Regions from separate parts of the Homo sapiens genome. Here region 2 is linked to region 1. The links are chromatin loops, found by intact Hi-C in ENCODE. Cell type or tissue: OCI-LY7. All regions are shown on one strand. Links, peaks and the distances in the headings refer to the core of each region. The heading gives the core; the rest is flanking DNA.

Region 1 (16,996 bases), core at 4,071-12,070:
TGGCGATTAATGTTGTGGTGATGATGGTGATGATGGTGGTGGTGGTGATGGTGATTAATGTGGTGGTGGTGGTGATGATGGTGGTGGTGATGGTGATGGTGATGATGGTGATGGTGATGATGGTGGTGGTAATGGTGATGGTGGTGGTGATGGTGATGATGAAAGAGATGGCCATAATAGCAATTAGCTTACAGAGAATTTACAGTATTCCAGGCACCATTCTCAGGATTATCCATATATTAATTCATTTCATCTTTACTATACTCACCTATTGAAAGTATTAGGTTGGTGCAAAAATATTGGCAGTTTTTGGCATTAAAAGTAATGAAAAAAACACAATTACATTTTCACCAACATAATACAATTTTTATTCTCATGCAGATGAGTAGAGAGAGGCATACAGGGCTTAAGTAGCCTCCTCTGGGTCCCTGGGGACAGGGCTAGGATTCGAACCCGGAAGGTATAGATGCCAGAGCCCAGCTGTTAGGCACTGCACTACATTCCCTTTCAAAAAGATGGAAAAGAAAGTGGCTGGACTATCTCATTTCCAAGGCATCTTCCAGTTCTACCATGTTTTGATTCTAAGAAAGAAAGGATTTATAGGCTGGTAAATTATTAAACACTATTTATAAAGCTGCTTTACTGAGGGGTAACTCTTTACCCCCAAGCCCAGATGCATATACAGGTTGAGCAAGGATCCGGGCTGACTTGCTCAGCACTGCATCCTAGGAGCTGGGAACAGTGTCTGGCATGCAGTAGATGCTCAACAAATTAGGTGTCAAATGAACGACTCCAAGGTTGGAGGTAAAGCAGGCAGGCAGTGGGGAGAGTTAATGGAATCAGCTTTATGATTACACTTGATTTTAGAAGTTAATTGACGGTAGATACTTCTTTTTCCAACTTGGAAAAATAACAAACTCACTAACAGTAAATAGCAGAAGAATTTGGCAAGACTTTTCCTTGATAGATGTTATTTAGGCTCACGATTTCTTCATTCTATTGTCTGCCAAGTACAAGACATCAAAATCAGTAATTGTCACAACTGCCAAAACAATAACAATTACACTATAGCTATGGTGACAAAAGGAGTTTATTGTAATTATACCAAATCTGTTTCTAGTTACTCATGTCCACTTAACATTTGCATCAGAATATCTTAGGGCAAGGTCTGGTTCATTGGGTAGAGAGAATATAATTTTCTTTCTGACTAGTGCAGGAAATACATTGCAGAAAACAGACTCAGAGATGCTAAACTTTTCATTAAGAAAAGGTTTAATGCCACACCCTGTATGAGGTAACCTCCTGCCAAATTGCTCTTCCTGGAGCTACTTACTCAGAGGACAGATGAAGCTGGGGGGAAGATATTACACTGAGCAGCATCTCCAGCAACTGGTTTCTGAGCCAGATTGTCTTTCCAGATGTTTGGCTTCCAGCTACAAAAAAGAATTCAGATTTGAGAGAAAATGGATGTAAAGAGACATAATATTTGCTGCAGTAAGCAATCATATTCACCAAATGCTTATTTCACCCAGGAATTGTGGCATGGCTGGGACTCAAAATTTTGGCATTTTATTCCAGCCTCCACACAATGCTTAAAAAGAATTTCAGAAAATGTTACTGAAGTTTCCTTTAATTAGCAATGTCTGCAATGCTGCACATCTTCCAAAAAACAAAAATCCTAAAAATAATAAAGGAAAATATACCTTTCAGTAGAAGAATTTTTTAAATTATTATAGGCTGCAACATTTCATAATCACCTACTATGCACTGATATTATGCAAGTAATCAGGAACAGAGTGCTGAAGACCATGGTCTTTGTTCTCTTTGTTCCTGCTTTCAACTTGCTCCCAGGCTAGGCTTTTGGATGTCTATGCTACAATAAAAACAGAACTCAAATCATAGCAGAGGTATATGGAGCAAGGGGAAGAAGAAACTTTACTTCTGAAGAGTCATTAAAGCCCAAAAGGACATATTAACAATGCTTTAATATGTTGGTTAGGTAAAAGTTTCAGAATGCAGTTCATATGAGAAGGAAGGTTGACTAAATAAGTTCACTCTTGGCCCATTACCCATTTGTTCATTCCCTCAGTTGCCAGCAATTTCACACCAATACAGGGCATACACCACGCCATACTGTAGAAATAGGACTGATGAGGCAACCTGGGGAAATGGAGTCATATTTCCGTCTATTCAGATTTTGGTCCCATCTTCAATTAGCTCCTAATCTCATTGAACCTAAATTTCTTAGTCTGCAAAATGGGAATAGTAATTTCTTGCGGCTTGATCTAAGGATAAGAGATAATACTTTATCTAGATTAAAAAATGCTATCCAGGAGACTCTTTTGTGATGATAAAACTGTTTTATATCTACCTTGTCCAATAGAGTAGCCGCTAGCCTCAGGTAGCTAGTGAGCACTTAAAACGTGGCTACAGTGAGTGAGGAATTAAGTTTTTAATTGCATTTAATTTTAATTAGTTAAAATTTGAATTTAAATGGCTATATGTGGCTTAGGGGCTCTCGTCTTGGACAGTGCAGAGCCGCAGGGCCCAGGACAAAGCAGTTGTGATTGCTGCCATCACACTGCCCTAGCAGAGGGAACAAATTGAACAAGACACAGCTGCAGTTCTGCACCTGGCTAGGCGAAAAGGGAGACTCACATAAACAAACTACAAATCTATTCAGTAGGGTAACCCCAAGGGGCTTTGGAAACACAGAGAAAGTGACTTAATCTGGTTTGGTGGGACTGGGGACAGCTTGGCTAGTGGGGGAGGGGTGGCATTTCCCTTGAGTGAAGAGCACGTGCCAAGCACGGACAGAGGGCAGGCCATCACCTGCAGGGGCCTGCAAGTGCTTCACTGCTGGAGTTGGGGCTCATCAGGAAAGTAAGGGGTAGTGGGGGTTCAACCAGGAAGTGAGGCAGGATCCCGGATCCCACATGCTGGTCTACAGGGAACTGATTTTATTCTGGAGGCCTGGAACACCAGTCCCACATTTCAAAGCAGGAATCTATAATTTTATTTCATTTCTGACTCTCATCATAAAATGACAGCCTCACAGGCCACGGCTTGGAAACCACGGCTTGGCTGTGGGTGCCTTCCCCTTCCTTACTTAGCCCCTCCCTCTGCACAATGTGGGCCTCTCAGGGGTTCCGTGAGGGCCGTCCTACTGCCTTCGAACTGGCAAAGGTCTTCTCACCAGGCAGGGAAGGGTCCAGGGCTCCGTCCATGCAGATCTGCCTCTCATTCACCGACGAAGGCTTGAGGGTGTACACAACAAACAGCCCAATCCTTTATACACAGGGAGAGAAGGACAGGCTCGCAGGCGGGCTCAACTGAGTCCGCTGAGTACATGCCAGTGTTTTCACATAGACCCACCCACGTGCAGCTGCAAGTGAGAGTTTAAGGGAAATCATCATGGCATGCTGTGTATTTCCAGAGACTTCTAAAATCAGTCAGGATTCACCAGAGACGCTAACTCTGGCTCTACCTGATCAATTAGATAGTGACAGGAAAGAGAAGGGGAAACACACTGGTGGCTGGGACTGCTCTTCAGGAGTCTGCAGGAGCCAGGCATGTGGGTCATTGGCTGGCAAGGATGGCAGTGCTTATGGAAATTCCTGAATATTTGGCCACAGTGGGGGAGCCTGAGCAGTGGGAACAGTAAACACACAGCCCTGCTGGGGAAACCGGCCTGTCCCATCCTGACTTCAGCAAACCATCCTTTCCCCAACTCTCAGCCCTGGGCAAAAATTCCTAGAAGGTTCCAAGTGATTCAGGGTTGAGCACAATGGGGAGAGAGCTGGGGTCTGTCCTCCCTTTTTAAACAGCCCTGGGGCCCTGCTCTTCCCCCTGGGCAGCTTGGTGTGGTACCTGAGCAAGTCCTGGGTGCTGAAGTGGCCCCTCAGCTGACAGGCCAGGATGCCAATGATGGTGGAGATCTTGGAGGGGATGAGGCTCGGCTCATTGAATAGGAAGATGAGCTTGGGTATAAGCTGTGCCTGGTGGGCAGCTTCAGCATTCCTGGGTCCTTCCCTGGTGAGTACAGGAGAGAGACAGTAAAAGCTTTTACTGGAATGAACCAAATTTGCTGTGTTTCTGCTAAAAAGGTTTTTCAAGCCAGGCTTGTTCCATGGCCCCTTAACTCCAATGCTCTCTTGGCAATTTGTCAAGATGCCGTCAGACACCCATTGAATATGTGTCTGCTAAGTGCCAGAGTCGCTCGGGTGTGCACTGCCTGTCCCCTCCGCCCCCCGGAAACCACCTTCAAAGACAAACCCCAATTATTGACTTTTAAATTCTGAGCCCCAGGGAAAACTAGTGCTGGCCTCAGAAACTCAAACAAAGACAGCAGACACTCATGTGACTGGGGAGTACTTCCCACCAGCCAGGAGTGCAGGGCCCTTCACTAGCTTGTCTGGTTGTGTGATCTTCCTGCCCGCCCCAAACCACAAAGTGGAGAGACACGCCACTGAAAGTCAAAGGAGAAAAAGACAGAATCCACCTATCCATACCCCCTCCCTCAGATACTCACAAATCCAATTTCCAGTAAATTCTACTCCCCCAAAGAAAACAGCTCCCAGGATAAATATCTGTTTCTTAGAAAACAACTGGTACAGGTACAGGAACAAAGTGGAAAGTGGAAGAGAAAAAATGGTGGAGAAAAATGTGGAGGAGGGTGACTTTGGGCAGATTCCTCACTTTGAACTGTCTTTTTTTTTTTTTTTTTTTTGTATTAACACATTAAATTCTGCTGAGCTCCATCTCCCTGATACACAAAAGAGGCAGGACCAGAGCCCAATTCTGTGTATGATTTATAATTACAGGCTCAGCAGAGAAGACAGATGCTCCTCTACCCAGAAGTCCCGGCTGCCCTTGGTTCTGTTTCCTCTGACAGCACTGAACAACATGTTTTTCTGTATTCTCTTTTTATCAGACTGTGGCTTATTCTTCTCTGAATTTTACCTCTAAGTACAGGGTGCGAAATGTAGTAAGTTTATAATAGATGTTCATTAAGTGGATGAGTGGAAAGCCATTTACAAATACATTCAAAATGCTGAAGGCACCAATGAGCTCTAGACCAGCCTGAGCCAGGAGGAGGCAGGTGGGGTGATATGTGGGCTTCCTTGCCTTCCTTCTCTCTTATTCTGAACACAGCCCCTGGCTCCCTTTGGGAACTACCACTTTCTAACTCCAGAGGGGAAGCCACTTTCCAGCCCAGTCATGGGACACAGTTGGCTCAATGAGACTCAGTCCAATAGCTAAGACTGTTAAATTTTTAAAAAGCTGTCTCTCTGCCTATGGTGCTAAGCTGAGGATGTGCTCTGAGGAGCTGCCCAGGAGCCACCTTCTGCCACAGAAGAAAGCCCGGGCAACCTGAAGACTGAGTGGAAGAGGCAGAGGCAAGAGTGGTGACAGAGCTCAGAGAAAATGATGTGAGCCTCCCCCAGCTACAGGATGAGATCAGCTCTTTTCAATTGTAAGAGCCAACGAAGTCCCTCTTTACTGGTCTTTTCTTCCTGTATTCTTTTTTCCCTCCTCCCTTCCTTCTTTCCTTCTCTTTTACATCCCTTAAGCTGGTTTGAGTTGTATTTCTACCACTTGAAGGGTAAAAGAGCCCTGACTAATTCCAAAAGTGCCTTGGAGAAGTCAGTTAGAGGGAGAGTGGACCTTTGCTGGTCACAATTGCTGAGCCCCCAGTATGTGCTAGTCCCTGGGGCTAGAGAGGCCTCTAAGCCCCCAGCATCTGCCCTCCTGAGGCCCGAGACCATGAGAGGAGACTGCCCCACAAGCATGAGCCACTGGGAAGGATGTGCTCCCATTTGGGGACCCAGTGTTCTGGGAGCAGGGAAGAGCCACTGGCCACCCTGCCCTGTCTCTGTTCTGGACATTCAGCCTTCAGTTCTAACCCCCAGGCTGCCAAGACCCAGCCTACCTTGGTGATTGAAGGATTTCCAAAAGATGGGAAAAGAGGCTGAGCTCCAGATTGTCTGCAGTATTCATCCAGAGCTGGAAGACAAAACAAAACACATGCTAAAATGAAGGTGTGGGAGAAGAATGATTTGCAGGAAGCATGAGAAGGTCAGTGCTGGACAGGTGATCCTCTGACGTGGAATCATCAACATGATGTACCAGCTCTGGAATCAGATCAGCTGTCCTGACACTCCAAGCAGAGAGGTGCCTCCCCTGTAGGAAGGCCTTCTCTCGCCATCTCTGCTGCTACTTGGCACTTCATTGTGGGCCTGGTTCCAACCAAGGACGCCTGCACTAACCATCTCCCCCATCTGCTCAGCCTTGGGCCCACAGCCCAAGTGTCCATATTGCAAACTCATCTCAACCTCCCTGGATCCTGCAAGACAAATGATGATGTTCCCACTTTACAGATGAGAAAATAGAGGCTGAGACAGACCAGCTGAGTGACAGTCTCCACTCACCACCAGCAAGTGGCAGGACAGGAAATAGAAGCCAGGTACAGATTTTCAGGTTTTACACTGTACTGACTACATACCCAATTTGCGCAGGCAACACATTCTTCAGCCCAAACCACAGTGTCATCTCATGCATGACAAAATTGTAAGTGAAACAAAGATATGAAATTCACTGAGATTCTGAAAGTGAAGTTGATCACTCAGGTTGTTTTCATTCATAGTAAACAAATGTAGCTGCTAGTGATCCTTCTGGGGCAGAATTGATGGATGCCATCATGTCTTATTTCTACTTCCCTTTAGAGAACTCTAATATTTTTCTTCTCTAAATACTGACAGTTCCTAAGGCCCAGACTATACAAGGTTCAGGTGTGGGATTATAAGCGTGCACTCATATAGCAGCAAAAAGAGCTTGCACTTAATAACTGATACATTTCCTGGTGGCAAGAGGTGCCATAAAAAGACCCAAAATATTATTATCCGCATTTATGTATTTATTTTCTTATTTTTGAGAGACCCAAGCTGGAGCGCAGTGGCCCAAATATGACTCACTGCAGCCTTGACTTCCTGGGCTCAAGCAATTCTCCCACCACAGCTTTGCAAGTAGTTAGAACTACAGGTTTGCACCACCATGCCTAGCTAATTGTTAAAATTTTTTTGTAGAGTGGGGTATTGTTTTACTGCCCAGGCTAGTCTCTAATTCTTGGGCTCAAGTGTTCCTCCTGCCTCCACCTCCAAAATTGCTAGGATTACAGGTGTGAGCCACCGTACCCGGCCTATTATCTGCATCTAGTAGCTAGAAAGAATGGGACTCAGGGAGACTAAGTAACTTTTCTGGCACCAGACTTTTTTTTTAATTGGCAGAGACTGTTTTCAAAGTCAATCCACCTGACTACGAAGCCCATTCCCTTGCCCCACACTGGGTACCCATGGGTATCACCTACAGATAGTGACCCATAGGGTCAATACTCAACCTTGCTTGAAGCTAAGCAGTTACCCATGACTTTGCTTACTCTTGCTGAAGAGGAAATGCAAAAGAACCCCAGTGAACACAAGTTTATCGGGAGGCCTGTGAAGGTAGAGACTGTCCCTCTTTAATCCCTGGAACCTAGCATCATACATGCCACTATCTTTCGTAAAGATGCATTACATTTTTTAAAAGAATGAGTGGATACAAAATAAAATAAAATGAGTGGATTGTTCTTCCGCCAGGAAAAGAGTGACAGATTTCCTGCTTTTTTAAGCACAGCCACTGCCCAAAGGCACACACAGAGGTGGGCCAGCTGCCATTTGGGACAGCTGGTATTGATGAAGGCAGCTCTAGTGAAAACATGGGTATCCAGCATGGCACCCCAACATACATGTCTGTAGGGCTCCAAGAGCCCTGCACACTTAGGATATTGATTCATGAAGGCAGTCATTCAACAAATGATATGCCAGGCCTGGGGCTAAGGGCTGAGAGAACTAAGAAAGTCAGATGTGAACCCACCAGTACAATAAGGTGCACCTTTTACACTTCCCACAAAAGTTCCAGCCTCTCACATTTCCTTTCCAGAACACAGCAACAATAATAAGTTGCCACACCCATTTGAGGCTGCCTAGCTCATCAGGAAATTACATAATGCCAAATGTCAGAATTTTGGGAAACATGAATAACTGAATCTTTTGATTGTTATTCTGTGTCACATAAGCCTGTACTAAGGACTATATTAAGATGTCTGGATTAGATTTGTTTGAGTATGGACTGTATAATGTGTCAGGTGTTGCTCTCTCCCCACCCCTGAGATGACTGTACTCTTAGAAATGAACTAGTCAGTTCCTTCTTTAAGAAACCAGAGGCTGGGTATGGTGGCTCATGCCTATAATCCCAGAACTTTGGGAGGCCGAGGTGGGTGGACCATCTGAGGTCAGGAGTTCAAGACCAGCCTGACCAATATGGTGAAATCCCTTCTCTACTAAATATAAAAAAATGAGCCTTATGTGGTGGCACGTGCCTGTAATCCCAGCTACTTGGGAGGCTGAGGCAGGAGAATTACTTGAACCTGGGAGTCAGAGGTTGCAGTGAGCTGAGATCGCACCACTGCCCTCCAGCCTGGGCAACAGAGTGAGACCTCATCTCAAAACAAAAAAAAAAAAAAAGAAAGAATGAAAGAAAGAAAGAAAGAAAGAAAGAAAGAAAGAAAGAAAGAAAGAAAGAAACCAAAACCTAAGACTTAGAAGCCCACAACTTCCTGTTCCTCCCTGATTCTCAACTTTCTGTCCAACCCTGCCTTACAACTTCCTATCCAACTCTGTCTTACAACTTCCTGTCCAACCTTGCCTCAACAGCTTCCTGTCCCTCCTTCCCTCACAACCTCCTGTCCCTCCTTCCCTCACAAATTTTTGTCCCTCCCTGCTTCAACAATCTCCTGTACCCACCCTCCCTCACAGCTTCCTGTCCATTCCCTTCTCAATGACTTCCTGTCTCTCCCTTCCTCACAACTTCCTCTTCCTGTCTGCTTCACACCAGTCATCACGGATCCCACCGTTTCTCCTGTGATCCACTCTCTTGTCTCCAAACCCTCTGAGGATGTGTCTCATTAGCAGTTTCTTCTCCCACTACTATTTTAACTGTCTGGTTTTTACTGCGTCTTCTCCTTCAACCTACAAACAGACTTAAGTCTCTTCCATCTTAAAACACGAAACCGGCTGGGCGCGGTGGCTCACGCTTGTAATCCCAGGGCTTTGGAAGGCCAAGGTGGGCGGATCATGAGATCAAGAGATCAAGACCATCCTGACCAACATGGTGAAACCCCGTCTCTACTACAAATACAAAAATTAGCTGGGCGTGGTGGCACATGCCTATAGTCCCAGCTACTCGAGAGGCTGAGGCAGGAGAATCACTTGAACCCATGAGACAGAGGTTGCTGTGAGCCGAGATTGTGCCACTGCACTCCGGTCTGGCAACAGAGTGAGACTCTGTCTCAAAAAAAAACAAAAAACAAAAACCCAAAACCAAAAGTTCTGAAACTTCCTCTCTGCTATTTTCCAAAGTCCACTGACTGCCTCCACTTTCAGTCTCCCCACACTTCCCCTTAATTCTTTGTTTGTTTGTTTGAGACGAAGTCTCGCTCTTGTCGCCCAGGCTGGAATGCAATGGCATGATCTCGGCTCACTGCAACCTCCCCCTTATGGGTTCAAGTGATTCTCCTGCCTCAGCCTCCCGACTAGCTGGGATTACAGGCGCCCGCAACTATGCCCACCTAATTTTTGTATTTTTAGTAGAGACAGGGTTTCACCATGTTGGCCAGGCTGGTACCGAACCCCTGACCTCACGATCCACCCGCCTCGGCCTCTTCGTGCTGGGATTACAGCCATGAGCCACCAAGCCCGGCCGTTTCTCCTTACTTCTGAGTGGCTTCTGACCCCACAACTTACTTGTCACTAAGTCTGTCAGTGACCTCCAATGGGCACGTACAGTGCACACATCCCTTACCTCACTTTACTTGGTGTAGGCAGAACATGACATTTGGGAAACATTTTTCCCTTTTTGAAATTCTCTCCCCTCAATCTTTTAAATTTTATTTTGTTTCATTTCATTTTGTTTCACTTTGCTTTGCTTTTTAGCATCTGGTTCTTATTGGTGGTTTATTTTCTTAAATCCAGCTTTAAAAGCACCAGATCTCCTGAAGAGGGTAGTTTTATTCAGGGTGGGGTGGGGTAGGGTGGTGTCCATGGCCATTCTAGTAGCAGGCAATGGAGCATGATGGGTTCCTGCATTAGTAATTCCTGGGCCATGCTGGTGGCCAGGACACCTTGGAGCCAGACTGGCTGAGCATGGCCACAGCACTTCAGAAGGGGCAGCAGCGGTTGCAGTCAAGACACATTATCTTATTTAGTGGGGTTTTATGGCCATTTATGTACATCTTCTTTCCCCTTGTGCACAGGGAGCCCATTCTCCAGGCCATGCTGGCTTCCTCCACAATCCTCTTTTCCAGCTTCAGATCCAGGACCAGGACATTCATCTTGGCCTGGTTCAACTGGCTAATCTCATATTTAGGGCTCTTATGCCTATATTTACAAATAAGATTAGCCTGTACTTTTTCATTTTCTGTTCTGTCCTTTTGTGTTCTGCCATCAAGATTAGCTCGTTAAAGAAGCTAGAAAGAACCTATTTCCTGACTGGTGGAATTTCCCTATGAGTGCCCAGCCTGGCGTTCCCTTCTGGTTGTTGTTTATGTCAACAGATTTTAAACCAGTGACTCACTTTACTTGATGATTCTAGGATCATTGGGGTTTTTTATTCATTTTAGAGTGCGCTCTGAAAACTTACATTTTCGATGAGATTGTTCAAATGAACTAAGTTTTCTAATTTACTGGCACAAAATTACTAATCCAATTGTCTCTTTCCTTTCTAATTGCTCATTCTTCTGTGGTATTCTCCCCTTTTCCTTCCTAATATTATTTATTTGTGGCTTCTGTCTTCTTTTCTTGGCCAATCTTAACAGACGTTTGTCTGTTTTAGGAGAAACAGTAATTGGCCTTGTTGATCCTCTGTATGTTTTTTTTTCCTATTTTATTAATTTATGTTCTCATTTATATGTTTCCTTCCTTCTTTCTCTGCGTTTTGATTTTGTTTGGTCATTCTAACTTCTTGATCTTAAGTTAGAAGTTAGACGTTGAACCGAATCTTGATCTATATTATACAAAGAGTATTCTCTTTTTATAATATACATATTGATGACTGTCAGTCTCCCTCTGGTCCTGCCTTCAGTAGCAGCCCTGTGGTGTTTTGATATGTAGTATTTCCCTTGTCATGTGTCTCTAAGTCACTTCTGGTTCAAGTTCGACTTTTTCACCTGCTGTCCTCATTATCCCACTACCCTTGCCTCAGTTTAGGTTTCAAAATCCTCTACCCAGATTTCTTCAATCATCTCATGACCCATCTCCCTGCTTCAGAGCTCTTGTCACCGAAGTCACATACCTAAAATAAAATTCTCACATATCATTCTACAGTTAACATCCCTAGATATCAAAAGTTTGGTAAAACTTATCAACAATCTAAAAATTGTTCATAATGCCTTTATTCTCATTATTAATTTTGATAATTTATTCTAAGAAAATGTTTTTAAAAGTGAGAGAAATATCAGCACAAAAGTCCCATCTATAACACAATTTATAACAAAATATAGAAAGAATCTAAAAATTTGGCAATAGAGAAATGATGAAGAAACCAGGAACTCTCAGCATAACAGAATATTATTCTGATCTCAAAACAGTGCTTGTGTTTGTAATGAAAATGTTTAAATGTTTTTGGTATGTGAGCAAAGACTAGACTCAAAATAACCTACAGTATAATCATGACTATGATTTTAAAAATGTATTATACATTGAAAATACTGTAAGAGAATGCATCCAGGTTTGACAAGAATTAACTAGGTCTTGGTAATAGGAGAGTTTCCCCCTCACATTTTTCTCTAATTAAAAAATATTCTATAATAAACATATATCAATTTCTTAATAAACAAAGAAAGAGCTTTGAAACTTCTCCTGAGGACCTCCACATGCCCAGGCTAAAGTGTAGTCTGGGCAGTCTAACCCCTTGGGCCTGCCTTCTCTCTCTCCTGCTCTTGCAACCAACACAAACCTGTAGGCCCCCAACAAGCCACTTGCTCTCAAGTCCCCATGGCTGCTCTCACTCTGATGTACAGTATTTGCAAATAGCATATACACTCCACCTGGAAGGTTATTTTCCCCCTGAATTCTGACTGCCTGCTCACTCCCACTCCCCAGATGCCCTGTGCCTGTCTCACTGAAGCACCTAGCATTTGCAGTGTTACATTGGCTATGTCCCAGTCCCATCTGGCTGTGGGGAAGGGCTGGGTTCTAGTTTTCACTGTGTCTCCAGGACATGGCCAGTACCTGACCCAGAGGGTGCTCAGTAAATGATGCTTCATGAATGGGTTGATCCACCCACAGCAGTTGTGTGCGATGCTCCTCAGCCTCAGGCGTGTCCTTCTGCATCCCTTAACTCACCCCTTTCAAGAATCATTTGGAAACAGCAAAGCACCACCCAAAGGAACTGAGATCATTTTTCTTTACCCTCATATGTATATGCCAATTTATAGTTTAAAAATCCTTTCCCAGATACTATCTGGCTTAACCCTCATGACAGCCTGCAAGGAGATGAAGGTCTCCACTTCACCCAAGAAAAAGAGTGGGGCTCAGAGAGGTCAAGAGATTTGTCCGAAGCCACTCAGTCCATAGGTGGCACATGTCATTACAAACCAGGGCCTCTGGGCAGGCTCGTTTGGTTTTCCCTCTCCCTACCATCATGACTATGAGGGAAGCTGACATGCTAGGTTTAGGGGAAAGCCCAGACTTAGCATATTTACCATCACACACACTCCTGAAGGACTAAGGGCCAATCTCTGATTTACCTCGAAATTGCAGAGGATGTGCTGGAAGACACCAGTGTTGGTGATAGCAGATGACCTGAAGCCCAGCTCCACAGTGCCAGCCACTGAGAGGATCAGCTGAAAAATTCGATGGTTCAGGAGAGAGGCCTTCTTCCTCAGGAGAAACGCCATTATCTGAAAAGGTTAACACAAAGCAGTTTCCTCATGAATGCATCATTAGAGATTTCCCCTTCACCCACTTGTCCCAGTCCAGTCTGCAAACCTTCTGCTCTCTGCTGCTACCATCCTTCATTCCATGTTCTCAGAAGAAAAATACACATCAACTTCTGTGGCCACTTTTCTGTGCTATGACCTGACTTCTCACTGGGACTCTTACTTTTCCCTGCATCTTTTCCATGTTTCCAGAATGCCACTCTCTCCTGGTTTCCTCCCACACTCCTCAAGCCTCATTCTCATTTTCTGTTACTGGGTCCTTTACATGCGTAACCATCCCATAAATGCTGCATTTATGGGAAGCTACCACCTGCCCATGAGCCTGGCTGCACCCAGCCAGATGTGCCTGTCAGTTGCACCAGCCCCTGGGAAGCCAGCAACATGAAGCATCCATCCCAGCATGGAGGCACTTGGGTCCCAGCATACATTTGGTGACCCAGCTTGTCTCAGACTAAGAAGATGGGTCCCACCAAGCCTCACATCTCTGTTGACTGCAGCCCCACACGAGTCAGTCTGCCCAGCCATCCATTGGCATATGAGCCTTGAGCGACCTAATCTGGAGTCTCAGCTCCTTCCATCCATGGCTCCATTCCCCATCAATGGCTCCAACACAGCCCGCCCTTTCTCCCTGTCCTCCCAGACATGTTCTTGCAACGTGCCCTTCGGAAGCCTTGTTTGTGATCAGAAAAGACTCAATATCTTTCCAGACTATTCATGTGTGTGTATATATATATGTATATATATATATATATATATATATATATATACAGACACACACATATATGAAATCCCACAGCAAGACAAAATTAGGATGGCTAAAAGTTGCATGTGAAAACATTCAGGCTGACTGGCTTCACTTTACATCAAACAGTGTCAAATGTCAAACTGACACTCAGTCAGTTCTGGCAATCCAACTCTGTCCTTCTAATAAGCTATATTTTCTTATCCTAAAGATCATGGTTTCATTGCTTCTCCTCTCTCCTCTAACCTCTCTTCCTCTCCCCCACCTGACCTCATATTTTGCTGAAAAGATAGAACCCATCAGATATGAATATTCTTTTTTCCCACCACCAAATTAACAAACGTGTTGCATTCCTTCCTGTCACAAGCAGAGTCTCCGATCTACCTGGTCTCTGGATCCTACTGGTCACCATCTCAAGGACACTGCTCTTTGAGATAACTGTTCTCTCCAAGCTTCCACTGCCCCAACCCTGGATCTCTTCCTCCTATGTACAAATATATTCTAGTATTTCTCATTGTAAAAATAACCCTCCCTCCATCCCTAATCCCTGTAGCTTTATGCAGCTCCTCCTGCTCATAGGCAAACTTCTAGAAAGCATTATCAACACACCCTGGCTCCATGTCCTTACCTGACATTCTCTTTTCAACCTGCATCAGCCAGCCACTGCCTCCACCTGGCTACCTCCCTCAGAAAGGCCACCAGGGACTTCCAGGTGGCCAAATCCAAAGAGGACGCCTCCATCCTTTGTTTGTGCTATTCTTTATCAGCATTTAACATGGTTTGACCATACCCGCCTTCTCAAAACACGTTCTTTTTTCAGATTCCTTGACATAACTGTCTTTGATTTTTCTTCCCTCTTGCTTCTCAATCTCCTTTACTGGGTTTTAATTATATTCCCAGCTCCATGTGGTTAGCTCCTCTTTGTTTCCCCCTCAACCTTCTTCTCTCTGTACAGCTTCTTTTTGGTGATTTCATCAATTTCCTTAGATTAAATATCATCATGGTGGCGATGACCCTCATATTTACACCTCCAGCACAGCCTGTCCCTGAGCTCCAGAGCCTTCTCTCCCACATGATACTTCACCTTCAATGTCTCACAAACATTTCCCACTGAGCATGTCCCAGCATCTCCCTTCCTTCCTGTCGGCGGCCTGCTGGACCGCCCTGGCTCCTTTCCAGCGCCACCTGCCCAGGCTGCTCACAGATCCTGAGACTCCCCAGGTCAGGAACACAGGCTCCTATTAGGTCAGATTCTATCTCAGCCCCTGCTTGAACCTCATCCCCATGCCTCATCTTCTCCACTGACGTCAAGGGGTGTTCTAACACCTCTGTCAGTCCGTTTCCCTGTCCCGGCCTTCCTGCAATTGCCCATCACCTGTGAGGCAGAACCTACGTTCCCCACAGTGGTAAGGCTATGGCTCCCTACCCTCCATTCGGTATGCCATGCACAGCTCCACAACCATCCTCTCCTCCTAGCCGTGTGGAGGAACCCAGACCAGCTCCTGGAAGTGTTTTAATGTTAGTCTGGAACAGTATCCTCCTCTTTCCCCATATTAAGAACACCCATCCTATAAAACTCAGCTGGCTATTGCTTAGTCTGAGAAGAGGCTGATAAATCAGCTAGACAGAAATAACAGATAGGAAGGTTTATGCTCTCCCACCCAACCAGTAAACCAGCAGATGAGCCTAGAGTAAAACCTAAAAACTGATGAAATCCACTCCTGAGCAAGCCACTTAATTGAAGACCCCTGTTTTCATTCACGGATTCATTCCTCAATCCTAACTGAGCACCTACTATCTATGGCATGTTCTTAGGGTACAGCAATAAACAAGCCGGACACACGCTCTTATGAAGCATGTGCCTGGGGGTGAAACAGACACAAACGTGGCAATACGGAAGCAGACATCACGCAAATGCACATGCAGGTTACAAAGAAACACAAAGCGAGAAAACGTGCCTAGAAAAGGATGAGGGAGGATGGAGGTTGCATTTTATAAAGAGTGGACAAGAAAGTTTAAAAAAACAAAAGCAAAAACAAAATAATACTATTTCTTCACTCAAACCTGCCATTTACCACCTCTCTTGCCACGCAGCTTCTCCTTCTGATTTTCCCCAAAGACATAAATATTTGAAATGTTTCCTTTTTAAAGACAGAATAACAGTTTTAAATTTTCCTTATTCTGCCTTCATGTGTAAGTGTACAATAAACCTCTGAATCTGATGAGTTCTTTACTCAAAGGAGGTATCTGAGAGACTCTCCCTCATGCTAACAGTATTTTTCTGTCCACCTTCTTGGATGGTAAGTCCCATGAAAACAGGGACTAAACCCACCTTGTTCACCTCACATCCCTAGTGCCTAGCACAGTGCCTGGTCTTAGGAAGCATTTGATCAATTAAGTTGAGTAAAGAGATTACATCCTTGGGCCACTCCTTGTCTCTACCATCTCTTCCTGGAAAGCTCAGTCAGCTCAGTCTCCAGGAAACCTCTTGATGAGCTTCCTTTTTTAACAAAACCCTTTTTGACCCCTCTACCTACATGTGACAGCAGGCGCTATGTACCTCTGTGGTAGATAGTTCCTCCTCTCAAGGCAATGTTCTCATTTCTGAACCCTCACTGAGAGCTCACCGCGCCCACCCACCATCCCCAGGACTAGGCAATGAGACCACAGTGAGCCTGAGGTAGTCTGAGCTTTCTGAGAAGCTCAGAGTTTCTGGGAAGATAGCCAGGTAGCCAGTGAGTCACAAAGCATGTAGTAGTTCTTGATGTGAATCTTGGACACCGATTGCATTTTTATTTATATTAAAATTATTTTGGTTCTTATTTTATTTTCTCCTTCTAGATACACTCATGAGGGCAGGAAATGATTTGTGCCTTTTTAGAAATTGTCACAATAATTATTAAAATCCCTAACCACAGCAGATATCCTTGTGCTGTATTAGAATAGATCCTACTACTATTATCTTTAACAGCATATTCAGAGAAAACCTTTGTGTACCAATATCCCCAATTCTTGAGTTTTAGCATAAACTCAGACATACCCATTTACTCATTCCCAAAACATGTACTGAGTGTCTTCATGGTGTCAGTAATACACCAGCAAAGAGTAAAAAACCTTAGGATCTTTAGAAGATTCCAGTAGAGATGTGTAGACTGAGCATTCCAGTGTGGGTGCGAGAGCAATTAAAACGGGATGTGCCCACAGTGCCAAGAGGACCAGGA
Region 2 (16,996 bases), core at 3,990-11,989, 130 kb after region 1:
TGCAGACATGATAAATTTAGTAAAACTCAAGCATCACCAAGTGCAAAGAAAAAACACACTTAGCACATCATAGTCAAACATCAGAAACAAATGTATTATCTTAAAACAGTCAGAGAGCAAGAAAGCAGTCAGAAAGAAAAAAATATTACCCAAAGAGAAACAAAAATACTATTTAAGGCTGATGTTTTATCAGAAGCAGTGAATGCCATAAGAGAATAGAAAGACATCTTTAATATGCTAAAGGAAAACAACAAAAATTGTTAACCAATAATTCAATAGCCAATGAATGTCTCTGTAAAAATGAGAATAAAATACATTCATTTCAGGTGAATAAAAGCTGAGATCATTCATCTCCAGCATCCTTGCAATATAAGAAATTCTAAAGGCAGTTTTTGAAGCTGAAGGGAAAAGATGCCAGATGGAAACTTGGATCTATAGGAAAAAAAGAAAAGCACTATTAATAGCAAATGTGTGAGTAAATAAAAACAAACCATGTACTTTTCATTATTTTAACTTCTTTAAAAGACTATGACTGCTTAAAGTGAAAATTGCAGTGCTGTACTTTGGAGTTGATAGCATACGTGGATAGAATGTATTTCACAACTACAGCACCAAAGACTGAGAAATCAATGGAAGCATATTGTTGCAATCTCACATTTTACACAAAAATAGTATTTTATTTACTCTAAGTAAATTGTCATAAGGATATGTAATTTCTTCATGGCTTTGTGACAAAGATGTCAGAAAAGTAAAAGTTTAGTTCCAATCAACAAACACACACAGAGCATCTCCTCTGTGCCAGGTCCCAGGTAGGCCCTGAAGAAACAATGATGAACAGAGCAGAGCTGCTATGGAGTTTACTTCCTTGCTGCAGAGCAGTCTACACCAGTTGTTCAAGTTGGCAGGTGGTTCTCCCCCATATAGCAATTTAGGAATATTGCTCCATTGTCCCATATAGCCTTGTCGTCTGCATCCAGCCTGTAAAAAAGGAAAGGGAGTGGACAAGACAAGACATACCTCTGCCCATAAAGGCCCAGCCTCTGAGTGGTCTACATCGCTTTGGCTCACATGCTATTGTAACCACATGGCCATATCGAGCTGCAAGGAAGACTGGGAAGTGTAGACCAGCCATGGGCCAGCCTCGATCCTGTTATTAGAGAGAATGCATTTTGGTAGGCTGTCGGTCTCCACTATGATCTCTTCAGAGCACTTACCATCACTTATCAGGGCCATATACTAAAAAGTTAATACTTTTAAAAATAAATATTTTTCTGACTTTTAAAATGAAGCATGTTAATTCTAAATAGTATGTAAAAATAAAAAGAAGAAGGAATAAAATAAAACTCACTAATACCCTATGCTGAGCAATAGCATTTCAGTCTTTTTTTCCATGTTTACCAAAGTATATTTCTTTGGTCTTATTTTTTGTTCTTAACAAATGGGAATCATGCCATATATTCCCCTTCATAATTGGTTGGGTTTTTCTTTCACTTAATTCATTGCAAGCACTTCCCTACTTCATTATTACAATGTATTTTCTATACCATCTTGGGAGAAAAAAAGAAAACTATTTACACAGCAACAGGACATGTTTAACAAACCTGGAGAGAAAGCAGCTTCCTGTGTGCTGGTTGCATTTCCATATTCCCCAAGGGGATAGTAATTAACTCCAGAAAAAGAGAGAGGATCCCACCATCAGATTGTACTTTCAGGGAGATGTGAGTACTGGTGCAAATGGAAGATAAACCCACAGGACACCTGGAGCCTGCAGAAGAAATGATCAATACCACTGTTGACATCCCATGAGACTTGGAGGAAGGAGGGAGGATTGGAAAACTACAAATGAGCGAATTCTGTCATAATTTTCAAAGCTGGCCTGAAGATCCAACTCCATATTGGTAGAGTTAACATAAAACTCAAAAGGAGCCCACTGAGAAGATGAAGAACCATGAGCCATCACCAGGTGAACACAGGCCATTCAACCCATTTCAGTTGGCACTAGGATTTTCCAGGACCAAGTCCTAAGGTGTGTTTTGGAGGCACAAATAATAAATAAGAATGCTTTCCCCAAGGAGCTTTCAAGCTAAGAACAAGTCCTTGAGGCTAAGCACATTTATCTTTGGTGTGTGAGATCAAGAGTGCTGGCATCACTTTGGGTATGAGCTCCAATAAGGTGCTGGATAAGGCCTCTCATGATTTATGTATCCATGTATTCCTCTACCATCTCCACACTACCATATGCCTGGTGCTATACAAGATGCCTAGTGTGGCGAGTTCCAGTCTGTCTTTGGGGAAGTTCATAGACACCACACACACCATACAGGTCTCAGCCACCATGCACAGACTCACACCTGTCATGCCAAAATGGTTTAATTTTGGGGAAGTAAGAATAAAGAGTTGAAACTTCAGTTTAACTCTGAGTGCTTTATTTCTTCACATCAGTGATGCAGCTTTGCCAGAAATGAGGTTCTATCTACAGAGTCTCCACTTTGAGGAAGGTCCTGTGGGACCAGAGGGAGGATGTCAGTGAGCAGCAGGCTTGGAAAGGGAAGGGGAATGGCAGTATGGAAGGTGAGGGAATGTTTTGAAAAGAGATTCATGGGAAACAAAAGCCTTTCCAACAAGTGTGGCTGAAACGACATGGTTATCCATAATGAAAACAAATCAAGTCACTTTTGTTCAGAATCAATTGACCATAAATGCATGGTTTTATTTCTGCATTATCTGTACTGTTCCATTGGTCGATGTGTTTTTTTGGCAGTACCATGCTGTTCTGATTACTATAGCTTTGTAATATATTTTGAAACCAGATGGTGATGCCTCCAGCCTTGTTCTGTTCTTTTAGCTCAAGATTTGGTGTATTTTCTGGCTCCATATGAATTTTAGAAATTTTTTCCATTTCTATCAAGAATGACTTTAGAATTTTGGTAGGGATTACATTATTTCTTAGACACAAATGTTAAAAACTAAAGTTACCATGCTCCTAGGAGAAAACATAGGACAATATCTGTGCAATTTGAGAGGAGACAAAGTTTTTCTTGGACAGGTTACAGAAAGCAATAACCATAAAAGAAAAGACTGATAAATTAGACTTCATCTAAATTTAAAACTTCTTCTAATAAAAGACACTGTTAGTAAATGAAAGGCAAGTCATGGACAGGGAGAAAATATTACTGACCAAGGAAGTATCCAGAGTACATAAACAACTCTAACAAATCAATAATCAAAAGATGAACAGCCCAATAAAAGCTGAAAAAAAGACCTGAAGAGACACTTTATCTCATATATATATATCCATATGCATATCATATATATGTCTATATATCATATATACATATATATCATATATAGATATGTCTATATATCATATATATACTCATATGTCATATATACGATATATATACTTATATGTCATATATACGATATATATACTTATATGTCATATATACGATATATATATTTATATGTCATATATACGATATATATACTTATATGTCATATCGAGCTGCAAGGAAGACTGGGAAGTGTAGACCAGCCATGGGCCAGCCTCGATCCTGTTATTGATATATATGATACATATATCATATATACGTATCTCATATATATGATATATATGATATATATGTATATATGATATATATGTATATATGATATATATGTATATATATCATATGTATATGGATAAGCTTATGTATCATATATACTTATATATCATATATATCATATATACTTATATATCATATATATCATATATACTTATATATCATATATATCATATATACTTATATATCATCTATATCATATGTATCATATATATTATATATACTTATATAGATGATATATATACTTATATAGATGATATATACACTTATATATCGTATAAATGATATATACACTTATATATCGTATAGGTGATATATACACACTTATATATCGTCTAGATGATATATACACACTTATATATCGTCTAGATGATATATACACTTACATATCATCTAGATGATTATATATACACTTATATATCATCTATGATATATATACTTATATATCATCGATGATATATTTACTTATATATCATCGATGATATATATATACTTATATATCATCGATGATATATATATACTTATATATCATCGATGATATATATATACTTATATATCATCGATGATATATATATACTTATATATCATCGATGATATATATATACTTATATATCATCGATGATATATATATACTTATATATCATCGATGATATATATATACTTATATATCATCGATGATATATATATACTTATACTTATATATCATCGATGATATATATATACTTATATATCATCAATGATATATATATACTTATATATCATCGATGATATATATATACTTATATATCATCGATGATATATATATACTTATATATCATCTAGATGATATATATATACTTATATATATTCTTATATATATATCATCTAGATGATACATACACTTATATATCATATACATGATACATACACTTATATATCATATACATGATACATACACTTATATATCATATACATGATACATACACTTATATATCATATACATGATACATACACTTATATATCATATACATGATACATACACTTATATATCATATACATGATACATACACTTATATATCATATACATGATACATACACTTATATATCATATACATGATGCATACACTTATATATCATATATATGATGCATACACTTATATATCATATATATGATGCATACACTTATATATCATATATATGAGATATATACACCTATATATCATATATGAGATATATACACTTATATATCATATATATGAGATATATACACTTATATATCATATATATGAGATATGTACACCTATATATCATATATATGAGATATGTACACCTATATATCATATATATGAGATATATACGCCTATATATCATATATATGAGATATGTACACCTATATATCATATATATGAGATATGTACACCTATATATCGTATATGAGATATAGACACCTATATATCATATATATGAGATATAGACACTTATATATCATACATATGAGATATAGACACCTATATATCATATATGAGATATAGACACCTATATATCATATATATGAATATAGACACCTGTATATCATATATATGAGATATATACACCTATATATCATATATATGAGATATATACACTTATATATCATATGTATGGTATATATACACTTATATATCATATGTATGGTATATATACACTTATATATCATATGTATGGCATATATACACTTATATATCATATGTATGGCATATACACACTTATATATCATATGTATGGTATATACACACTTATATATCATATGTATGGTATATATACACTTATATATCATATGTATGGTATATTTCTCCAAATGGCTAAAAAGCACATGAAAATGTGCTCAACATTATTAATTAATAAGGAAGTGCAAACTAAAACCACACTGAGATACCTCAGCACATTCGTTTAGATGGCTAAAATTTTAAAGACTGTCAACATTAAATGTTGCAACTGGAGCAACTAGAATGCTCCTACATTGCTTACAGGAATGTATAATGATGCAACCATTTTCATAAACAATTTAACAGTTTCTTATAAAGTAAAATATATACTTATCATGTGACCCACAAATTTCACCACCAGACACAGCCAAGAAAAATGAAAACACATGTCCACACAAAGATTATGCATAAATATTCACAATGACTTTATTCATACTAACTAAAAACCAGAAACAACCCACAGATTCATTAATGGGTAATGAATAAATGAACCATGGTATATTCATACAGTGAAATTCTACTCTATAGTAAAAAAAAAAATCCAACTATTGATACACTGTTCAACATGGATTCCTCTCACAGGCATTAAGCTTGACTATAGGTGGTTGTACACAAAAAAGTCCATACTGTGATTCCATTCATATGAAATTCTCCAGCGGGCAAAATTAACCTATGGTGAAAAAAAAAATCAGAACAGCAGTTGCCCTGGGAAGGGACTATTGATTGGATAAAAGCATAAACTTTGTGAGGTGATGAAAATATTTAATATTTTCATAGGAATGTGTGTTACAATTGTGGAACAAATTTGTCAGAACCATACAGATAAGGTTTGTGCATGTCAACATGCATAAAATTGTACATTGAAAAACTATGAAAATAATTAAGTGGGGGAAGGAGTGGGCATAAATGAAACAAAAATGGCAAAATGTTAATCAAGGTTGAGGCTGGATGTTCATTATATTACTATACTCAGTTTATAGATGTTCAATTTTTTTCCATAATAAAAGTTACTTTGAAAAAAGAGAGAGAGGCTGGGCACGGTGGCTCATGCCTGTAATCCCAACACTTTGGGAGGCTGAGGCGAGTGGGTTACTTGAGATTAGGAGTTCGAAGCCAGCGTGGCCAAATTGGTGAAACCCCGTCTCTACTAAATATACAAAAAATTAGCTGGGCATGGTGGCATGCACCTGTAATTCCAGTTACTCAGGAGGCTGAGGCAGGAGAATCACTTGAATCCAGCAGTCGAAAGTTGCAGTGAGCCGAAATCGCCAGCCTGGGCAGCAGGGTGAGGCTCCATCTCAAAAATAAAAAAAAAAAAGAAAGAAAAGAGAGAGAGAATGCGAGCAAGGAGGGAAGGCTGGGTTTCTCAGAAATTAAAACATGCTCTACTTTTTTTTTTTTTTTTTTTTGAGACAGAGTTTCACTCTTGTTGCCCAGGCTGGAGTACAGTGGCACGATCTGGGCTCACTTGAAACCGCCTTCTGGTTTCAAGTGTTTCTCCTGCCTCAGCCTCCCAAGTAGCTGGGATTACAGGCACCCATCACCACGCTCGGCTAATTTTTGTGTTCTTAGTAGAGACAGGTTTTCACCATGTTGGCCAGGCTGGTCTCGAACTCCTGACCTCATGATCCGCCCGCCTCAGCCTCCCAAAGTGCTGGGATTACAGGTGTGAGCCACCATGCCTGGCCCTAAGTCTTTTATCATGGAAACAGTGTGTCACAGGAATAAACAGAGAACAACAAAACAGAATAGAAAATCCAGAAATAGCCTCAACTGTGAAAATGTATCATACAGAAAGGTGGCATCTCAAATCAGTGGGGAAAGATGGACTGTTAATAAATGATGTTGGGATAACCAGGTAGACATATACCAAAAAATAAAATTAGATCCATTTACATGACTTGATAAAAGTCAAATGAATCCACTGTTTACAAGTAACAAACAAAATCATACAAACCCCCAAAGATAAATAAATAAAGAGAATTTACAAGGCATCTAGCAGGTAATAGTGAGTAGGTGGCTCTGGGGGAGTGGCCACCCAGCAGGTCAGTCCCAAGGAGATGCTAGGCTCAAGGCTGATGAGCATGGGGAGCCTGGGTCTGGGTGGTTCCAGCAGGAAAGGACACAGCTGGCCAGCAGGGAAGGTGGCCCCAGAGGCTGCTTGGAGGCCTGGAAAACCAGGGGAGACCAAAGTAAAACACGAGTTCATTTCAGAGGTGTATCTGTGAAATGAAACTAATGACGTCGCTGCTGACAGCTTGTTGAGGGATTCAATGTGGTGGGGTGAGTAAGGAGCATAACCAAGCCTCCAGCTCTGAGATAGCTTCTGTTCATATCATTCTCTCCTTGGAGTTCGGTTTTATCATCTGTAAAGTGGGTACATCGATCCATACCTGGCAGAATCATGAAAAGCAAGTGCACAGAGCAGCTGGCCCAAAGCCTGGCACGCAAGTGGGCACACGGCAAATGTAGCTGCTGGATCACAGTCATGTCTATTCTTTGTCATTATTATCCTTTGTGCCTCTCCTCTCTGGGCTGTCTGTGGAATGGGGAGGAATCTGTTGAACTAGACGGCCCATCAGGTATCTTCCTGCTAGCACTCTGCGAGGAATCCATCTTCATTTCTGAAGGTGGCCTGGAGATTCTTCTATTTCCCTCTGGGCTGTGCAGTCAGTTAAGAGAGGATTAACCTGGGAAAAACCCGCCCACCGATATTTGAATATCTCACCTCAGCGGCCAGCGGGCGGAAGCCCCAGAGCAGCCTCCAGCACTCCCTGGCCTCTTGCTGATCGAGGTTTCTCACCAACAACCCCAGGGGCCAGTGTTGGCATCCACCCCAGCCCTGCGGAGAGAGATGCTTTCTGCTCATGCACCTCAGTTTGGCCCAGTGAACACCTGCACCACCCAAGTGCCGTGGGGTGGGATCTGGCCGGTGATGGTGATCAGGTGACTGGGTCAGTGGGGGTCAGCCCCCTAGTCAGAGCAATCGCCCAAGGCCAGGACTCCAGCTCCCAGTGAACAAACCTGGCTGTTCCCGCCACAACCAGGGAGGCACCTGGGAGAGGCCCTGCGCGGGGCAGCCTAGACGGGTCTCAGCCAGGGACAGGAGCCAGACGCTCCTGCCCCTAAGAGGGCCCCTTACAGCGGGTCATTGAGAGACTGCCCAGGGACACACAGGAGGGGGCACGCTGAGTGAGAAGACGCCAAGGGGACTATGGGCCACGCTCTCTGGGCCTGGGAGGCTGGGGCTGGTGGGGACAGAGTGCTGCGTGAGGTCGAGGTTGGCAGCCCCCTGGGAGCAGCGCGGGAAGAGGGGGTGGGGGCTTCGCTCGTGGACCTGCGAGCTTGGGCAAGGTTTGACACTTTTCCGTGGAGGAGCTTCCCTCCCGGCTCCTGCAGAGATAAATACAGGAAAGGCCTGCCTCCCTTCCTCTGGTGCAGATCCCTCGCCTGGTCTTCTCTGCTGCTTTACAGCCCCTCCCGACAGCAGCTTTTGTCAGAGGGGAAGCCCGGGCCCTGCAGGTGGGGCCGGCTCCGCGCTCCAGTGGCTGCCTCGCCCGAGCCCCTGCGGCCTCCGCTGACGCCCAACCTCGAACACGCCCCGCCAGAGCCTGTGCCCTGTGCCGTGGGCTTGGCCTCAGCCTCCACGGTGGAGAGGAGCCTTGGGGACCCTGCCCCAGGGCACCGTTCCCAGGCGGAAGGGACAGGTCCTGGTCCCGCCACCCGTTGCTGGAGCGGGGGCAAGAGGGAAAATCTTTGGAGTCATACCAGTGATCTCGGGGGCACGGAGGCTCTGTTCCCTCATCAGAAAATGAAGATCACAGCTGTTTCACAGATTTTGTTTTCATGAGAATTCAATAGAATAAGGGTGTGAAGCTGGTAGACCTGGAACAGCCCCCTTCCCGCCAGGGCCCTGCCTGAGGGCACGTCAGTGACTGCACAGTGCATTTACAGGGCCTCTAGGGCCAGAAGAGAGGGGAAGCCTTCCCTGCCCCTGCCCTGCCCTCAGTCACTGGGGAACAAAATACCCTCTCAGACAGCAATTCCTCCTTTTTGAAAGGGATTATGAGACAAGATGGGAACATTAGACATTGACTTCTTTTTGTCGGGGGAACACCACATTTTCTGGGGGAGGATACACTGGGGATATTGGATTCTCTGTCTTGATTCTCTGCTGCAGGAGAGAAGGAACCTGCCAGTGTAAGCCACTAAACTGCAGGACTCTGAGCAGGGCACTGAACTTCCTGAAGCCTTTTTTGTTTGTTTGTTTGTTTATACATGTGAGGTAATGAGAATTGAAAAATAAGAATGTACCATATGGCAAAGTGCAATGTTTAGCACTTTGTGAATTACTGTGATGTAGACAGGCACAAAATGTGGCAGCTCTCCAGTGTAACAGGAGAATTCTGCTCCCCCCCCAACCCCCCCACCCCACCCCCACCCCCCGCTGGTGGAGGGGAAGGTGAAGGGCCATGAGAACTGGACACAGGAATTAAGTGTGACTTCAGGCCTTCTGGGATGTTTCTACATATAGTGGAAATCAAAATATACTGTAAAAGGGATTACTGCAAAGTAAATAAGGTCCAGGCTGGAGGAAGCAGAAGTTGCATTTTTAATAGTAGATATTGGTTTCTTTTTACTTATAAAATAATACTTGCACCTGGAAAACAAAAGTCAGTTTATAAGAACATAAAAAGAAGTTTCCCTTTTGCCCCTGACCATTTTCCATTTGCCCAAATAATCACCAAGAGTAGTTGTTTTTAGATATTCTGATCTTCATTATAACTTCAACTAATAAACTTCTTTAGGATTTATGAATTTTTGACAATATCTTTGGGCCTTCAGACATAAAAAATAAGAAAATTAGAGTGCTTACACTATCTCCTTCTTACTCTCTTCTACTCCTGATTTGTAATTATATTTTTATTTTATCCTTCTAAATGTTGCCTTTTCAACTCTGTTCATTATATTTTACATACCTTTCAATAATTTCCTTCATGACCTTAAATAGTATATTCACTTTTTTATGTATCAAATTAAGATGGCATTCACAACTATGAAAGACAAGAATAGAGGTTGAGTATCCCTAATCCAAAATGAAAATCTGAAATGCTCCAAAATCTGAAACTTTTTGAGCCCTGAGATAATATTCACATGAAAAGCTCATTGGGCTGTGTCAGATTTCAGATTCTCAGATTAGGGATGCTCAACCAGTAAGCATGGTGCAAATATCCCCAAATCTAAAACAATCAAAAATCCAAAACATTTCTCGTTCCAAGCATTTTGTTTTGTTTAATTTTCTTTGTTTTTAATTTTTGGGTGTACATAGTAGGTATATATACTTATGGGGTACACGAGATGTTTTGATACAGGAATGCAATGTGAAATAATCACATCATGGAGAATGGGGTACCCATCCCCTCAAGCATTTATCCTTTGTGTTACAAACCCAAGCGTTTTGGATAAAGGACATTCAATCTGTACTGATGTAGTTATTCTTCCTCCCTTGCTCCTCCCCATCTTTTGTTTTCTATATTATTATTTTTATATCATCATGGTTTAAAATATTTGTATTAGCTAACTAAAAGTGTCTTACTTGCTTTGTTTATAGGTCAACTCTAAAAACTAGAAAGCAAATATATAGCATTGACAATATTGTGATTTCAAAGATAATATTCACAGTAGAATTGAAATTCTATGTGGTTGATCCAGAAAGAAGAAAGATACTTCTGTGCCATTAAAACTAAAATTAAATTATATAAACATATAATTTAATAACTTATGTTATTATACAAAGGTAATTAATACTCAAAATGCACCACTCTATTACATTTTGCTGTTACCTAAATAGGCGAGGCACGCCTGTAGTTCTGAGTGGTGGAAACCCTCTATCCTGGTGGCTACTGCATGTTCCTTCCCAACTCTGCATGTAGGGATGTCATGTTGGTAGCTTCCAATTGTCCACAGAGGGAGAATTTACACCATGGAAATTGGAAAACCCTACAAACAAGGGCTTGGTTTATTGTTTTGTTCGTTAGACTTCAGAAAAGGGAGGTTAATAATGTAGATTAAACTTAAATTGTGCTATGTCTATAGCCCTTGCATTGTGAATAGTGCAAAGATTGAGATAATATTTTTCCCATATTTGAAAACTATTATCCAAGTAAACAAAGTCACTCACACCCGTTGACAAATGAGTGAAGTTCCAATATAAGCTAGTGCTGAATCTGAAAGTGGCTGCAGGATAATCAATATAGTTTGTATGGGAAGGAGACATCACTTAGCAGCAGATTACACATCAGATTTCATGACTATAAATGTATTAGATAAAGTGCTGTGGATTGGAATGCAACTCCATTTGTCAAATAATGGTTAAATTGAGACCATAGATTGGCTAGGGATACCAATGTTTGGCAAAAATCAGTGAAAGCATTCTGTTAGAATCAATCAACTATAAGGAATTTACAACATAGAGTATTGCCTGTTTTATTATTATTATTTGTAAAGTGTTCATTACACATCCTTTATAGCAGTAAAATTTATAACAATCATAAATATGTATATATATATATATATTTATATTCTTTTTTTTAGGGGTGGGTTAAGCATTTACCAGCACACCACTATATCAGAGGTTTGTCTGATCTTACCACTACCTCACATAAGAGAGTAGGAGGAAATGAAGAGGAATGCTTCTTCCTCCCTGGCTCTGGGGCCAATAGGGTCCCAGGGGTTTTCAGACTCATTGGTAACATAAGAAGGACTCATCACCAGAGAAGCAGGGTGAGAAGCAGCTGGTAGGGCAGGTTATTTCCAGAGCCTCTGCATCTATAAATAGGGGTTGTAGGACCCTCCCTGCCTGCCCTCATGAGCAGTTGCGACATTTGGGATGACATCAGGCCCAGGGAAGGCAAAACAGTGGCAATATTTGCTTCTTAAGGAGGAGTCCCCATCCCCACCACCAAATACCAAGAAGACGTGTGGCTCAAATGACCCATGCCACCCACCCGCAGCAGGGCCTACCAAAAGCTAGCCCAATTCTGAGGTATGGGGAAGGGCAGGGAGGTGAAGCCACTTCTGCTTTTTGCCCTCGTCTGCTGAAGGACCAGCCCAGGGGGCACATTTGAATTCTCAAACCTTAGCCGCAGATTCACTTCAAGTTTTGAGAAGAAATTCACGGGCAGTTTCATTATAACTGGCTGGGTCCTCTGCAGAAGTGCCTCTCTGTGCTTCCGGAGAAACTGTGAAATGTGGGGATAATTGCTGTAAATATTGATGGGCGTAACTTTGTCACCCACCAAGATCAATTGCCTTTTGCTTCCAGAAATTTCTTGTGAAAAACCCCAAAATTAAAATATTTGTTATTTACCCTTCTGTGAATTTATCCTAAGAAAATGATCCAACATTGAGAAGGCTTCTTATACATTTGCTTCAAACCTTTTTTTTTTTTTTTTTTTGAGGCGGAGTCTTGCTCTGTCGCCCAGGCTGGAGTGCAGGGCGCGATCTCGGCTTACTGCAAGCTCTGCCTCCAGGGTTCATGCCATTCTCCTGCCTCAGCCTCCCAAGTAGCTGGGACTACAGGTACCCACCTCCCCGCCTGGTTAATTTTTTGTATTTTTAGTAGAGACGGGGTTTCACGGTGTTAGCCAGGACGGTCTTGATCTCCTGACCTGGCCATCTGCCCGCCTCGGTCTCCCAAAGTGCTGGGATTACATGAGTGAGCCACCACACCCGGCCTTCAAACCATTTTTTAAATGATAGAAGAATATGGGCCCATAAATAAACACAAAAGTAACTCCTCATGTGGAAAAGTGCTCTCTGCATATTGGAAATAATCTGAAGTGTTCAATCTTAGACTTTAAAGTAACATGGTATACAGTGAGTAATATGCTGTTTCAGACATCATTTTTAATACCGTAAGGATATGCTTAATTTATAATGTTAAGTTAGAAAGCAGGTGAGCAGTCTGGCTGCAGGCACCGGCTCTGGGGTTGAAGTGCCTGGGTGGGAGTCCTGCCTCTGTGCCTTACTGGCTGCCTGACCTTCAGTTCTGTAAGCCTCGGCTTCCTCATCTATCCAATGGGTACTACAGCAGTAGCCTTCTTTCTGAGTGGTTTCAAGGGAAGCAGTGGAATGGCTCCCAGCACCCAGCACATAGTGAGTCTTCAACATTATTTATAACCAGCTTTGTCACTGCATCCATGGCAAATCAATCCACTGACAAAACGCTGGAGAGAAATGCTACAAACTGCCCAGTCTTAGTATCTGAAGCAGTTAAAATAATACAGGGAAGAGATCTTACTGTGTGGAAATCTCATGAAATGAACAGCATACTCACTGCTAAAGGAGACTTGTGGCTGTCAGCTAACCATTTACTTAAATATCAGGCTCTATTACTTGAAGGGCCAGTGCTGCAACTGCGCACTTGTGCAACTCTTAATCCAGCCACATATGTCCCAGACAATGAAGAAAAGATAGAACATAACTGTCAACAAGTAATCGCTCAAACCTATGCCACTTGAGGGGACCTTTTAGAGGTTCCCTTGACTGATCCCAACCTCAACTTGTATACTGGTGGAAGTCCCTTTGTAGAAAAAGGACTTTGAAAAGCAGGGGTTGCAGTGGTCAGTAATAAAGGAATACTTGAAAGTAATCCCCTCACTCCAGGAACTAGTGCTCAGCTGGCAGAACTAATAACCCTCACTCGGGCACTAGAATTAGGAGAAGGGAAAAGGGTAAATATATATACAGACTCTAAGTCTGCTTACCTAGTCCTCCATGCCCATGCAGCAATATGGAGAGAAAGGGAATTCCTAATTTCCGAGGGAACACCTATAGAACATCAGGAAGCCATTAGGAGATTACTATTGGCTATACAGAAACCTAAAGAGGTGGCAGTCTTACACTGTTGGGGTCACCAGAAAGGAAAGGAAAGGGAAATAGAAAGGAACCGCCAAGCGGATCTTAAAGTCAAAAGAGCCGCAAGGCAGGACCCTCCATTAGAAATGCTTATGGAAGGGCCCCTAGTACAGGGTAATCCCCTCCGGGAAACCAAGCCCCAGTATTCAGCAGGAAAAATAGAATAAGGAACCTCACAAGGACATACTTTCCTCCCCTCCAGATGGCTAGCCACTGAAGAAGGAAAAATACTTTTGCCTGGAGCTAACCAATAAAATTACTTAAAAGCCTTCACCAAACCTTCCACTTAGGCATCGATAGCACCCATCAGATGGCCAAATTATTATTTACTGAACCAGGCCTTTTCAAAACTATCAAGCAGATAGTCAGGGCCTGTGAAGTGTGCCAAAGAAGTAATCCCCTGCACTGCAGGCCATACATTTCAATCCCTGTATCTTTAACCGCCTTGTTAAGTTTGTGTCTTCCAGAATTAAAACTGTAAAACTACAAATCGTTCTTCAAATGGAACCCCAGATGCAGTCCATGTCTAAGATCTCCCGCGGACCCCTAGACTGGCCTGCTAGCCCATGCTCTGGTGTTAATGACATCGAAGTCACTCCTCCTGAGGAAATCTCAACTGCACAACCCCTACTATGCCCCAGTTCAGCAGGAAGCAGTTAGAGTGGTCATCAGCCAACCTCACCAACAGCACTTGGGTTTTCCTGTTGAGAGAGGGGACTGAGAGACAGGACTAGCTGGATTTCCTAGGCCGATTAAGAATCCCTAAACCTAGCTGGGAAGGTGACCGCATCCACCTTTAAACACGGGGCTTGCAACTTAGCTCACACCCAACCAATCAGAGAGCTCACTAAAATGCTAATTAGGCAAAAACAGGAGGTAAAGAAATAGCCAATCATCTATTGCCTGAGAGCACAGTGGGAGGGACAAGGATTGCAATATAAACCCAGGCATTCGAGCCAGCAACGGCAACCGCCTTTGGGTCCCTTCCCTTTGTATGGGAGCTCTGTTTTCACTCTATTTCACTCTATTAAATCTTGCAACTGAAAAAAAAAAAAAAACTGCCCCCAGTAGTTGTTGCTGGGTGGTGGCACTGGGGGAGATTTCAGTCCTTGATCCTGCCTTTGTGGGATAGGATTCTCCCTCCCTCCTAGTCCTCTACAGTCCCCTACACTTTTCCTATTGCTCATCCATTCTGCAAATTGCTCTGTTATAATTTCCTCCTTGCCATTTTGATTAGTGAGCTCTTGAGTCAGGGAATTTTTCTTGTTTATCTCCATAGCCATAGCCCCTAGTACAGACCTAAGAAATAGTAGGTGCTCAATCAAACATTTAACAGTCAAGTTTTCCCAAGCTTTATTGAGGAGTGTTTCAGATATCTGCTGCTACATAACAAAATATGGTGGTTTGAAATAACAACTACTTATTATTTCTCACAATTCTGTGGGACAGGAAGCAGGCAGGGCTTGGCTGGGGGGTTCTTCTGCTCCACACAGCATGGACTGAGAGCCACCTGGCTGCATTCACTAGGGGGCTGGGAGCTCGAATATCCAAGGGAAGCTTTATTCACAAGACTGGTGCCTCAGTGCTCTTCCTTTGCAGACTCTCTTTCCCTCCATGCCCTCTCATCATTCGTTAGACAGTGCAAATCTTATAAAATATGACAGCTTGGCTTCCAGAGAGAAAGACAGTGAAGCTTCCAGGCTTCTTAGGGTCTACATGCAGAACTACTGTAGCATCATTTCCACCTCTTGGCAGGAGGAAGGGCATGAGCACACTGACAGGGAAGGGATTTGGAGGGCCATCTCTAAAGAAACTAATGCTTGATAAATTTTTTAAAAAACAAGAAGAAAGCATTTTCCAAAAGTAACACTAGGATAAGCTGGTCTGGAAGCAGCATTGGTTGAAGTCTTTGCCCTTGCATTTCAGAGTGGCACGGAGTCCAAGGCATAACTGCAGTAGCAGATCCCTGGCCCAGGAGCAGCAAACCCAGAAGTCTCCCTGCAGCGAGGTTGTGCTCTACTTCACAGGGAGAGACCACAGAGCTGGGCTCCCAGTGGACCCACAGAGAATCCTGTGCAGCTCATTTCCCCAAAAGCTTCTGAGCCCCAGCATCTGTGTGCTATTCCTGAGTGGAAAGACCAAGGTGAGCAAGGCAGCCTCCATATGCTCTGACAGCTCAGCCTGCTGGAGGGTAAGGTGTAAACCTGGTGACACATGGCCATGGAGTCAGCAGTGACTTCATACCCACATAAGAACTAAGATGCTACCTGTCCAGGAAACCAAGGAGGGCCCTATCTTGGACTCTACACTTTGAGGGCCCATGAGAACCCAAACAGCACACATCTATTCATGGATGTATGGAATGGGCACCTCTGTTCCTCGAGAGGTGTGCCCAGTGCTGCCCTGCATGACCCATGGCCCTGACCCTGCACACCTGCTCACTGGACTGGCATTGTCCAGCACCTCATCTCTTGCCCTATGTATGTCCTCAAAAGAAAATGTGATTGGATCCAAATGTTATGGATTTGGCTTGCAGGATCAGCTTAGGTTTATGGGTTGTGCCATTGCCAGCAGGAACATTGCTTCCATGTCTAGGAGGAATTGAACGTGGAAGCAATAGGAAAAAAATCTAAACTTCCAGAGGCTTCCTCTCAGATCACCTAAATGTAGTAGGTTCTCCATAAGAAATCTCATCTCTGAATAGTGCCAGACATGTATTTTTTTTTCTGCTCTTTGAGTTCAAATTCATAG

The links. Peaks named below come from ENCODE experiments on the same cell type or tissue, not always from the same donor. Only the 100,000 strongest peaks of a DNase experiment are listed, where the experiment ranks them.
Region 2: a loop joins it to region 1, with 2.6 times the contacts of the local background. A loop is called at or near these places in 5 of 110 quality-filtered maps.

Annotation. Positions count from the first base shown.
Region 1 is chr10:48,792,296-48,809,291 of GRCh38, reverse strand. It overlaps WDFY4 (WDFY family member 4), which reads right to left. Exons shown (of 62, transcript NM_001394531.1): 24 at 12,842-12,994; 25 at 5,933-6,006; 26 at 3,871-4,032; 27 at 3,197-3,288; 28 at 1,334-1,433. Among named protein-coding and RNA genes, the nearest start is that of WDFY4, 120 kb to the right of the region's middle. RefSeq lists enhancers at 6,348-6,407, 6,438-6,487. In OCI-LY7, for the core only: no CTCF peak of the experiment used is centred there; DNase peaks (open chromatin) are centred at 6,511 and 8,741; H3K27ac peaks cover 2,301 bases.
Region 2 is chr10:48,663,588-48,680,583 of GRCh38, reverse strand. No RefSeq gene overlaps it. Among named protein-coding and RNA genes, the nearest start is that of WDFY4, 13 kb to the left of the region's middle. RefSeq lists silencers at 640-904, 12,335-12,384 and enhancers at 7,792-7,861, 12,015-12,134. In OCI-LY7, for the core only: no CTCF peak of the experiment used is centred there; DNase peaks (open chromatin) are centred at 7,573, 8,113, 8,853 and 9,223; H3K4me3 peaks cover 4,373 bases; H3K27ac peaks cover 6,249 bases.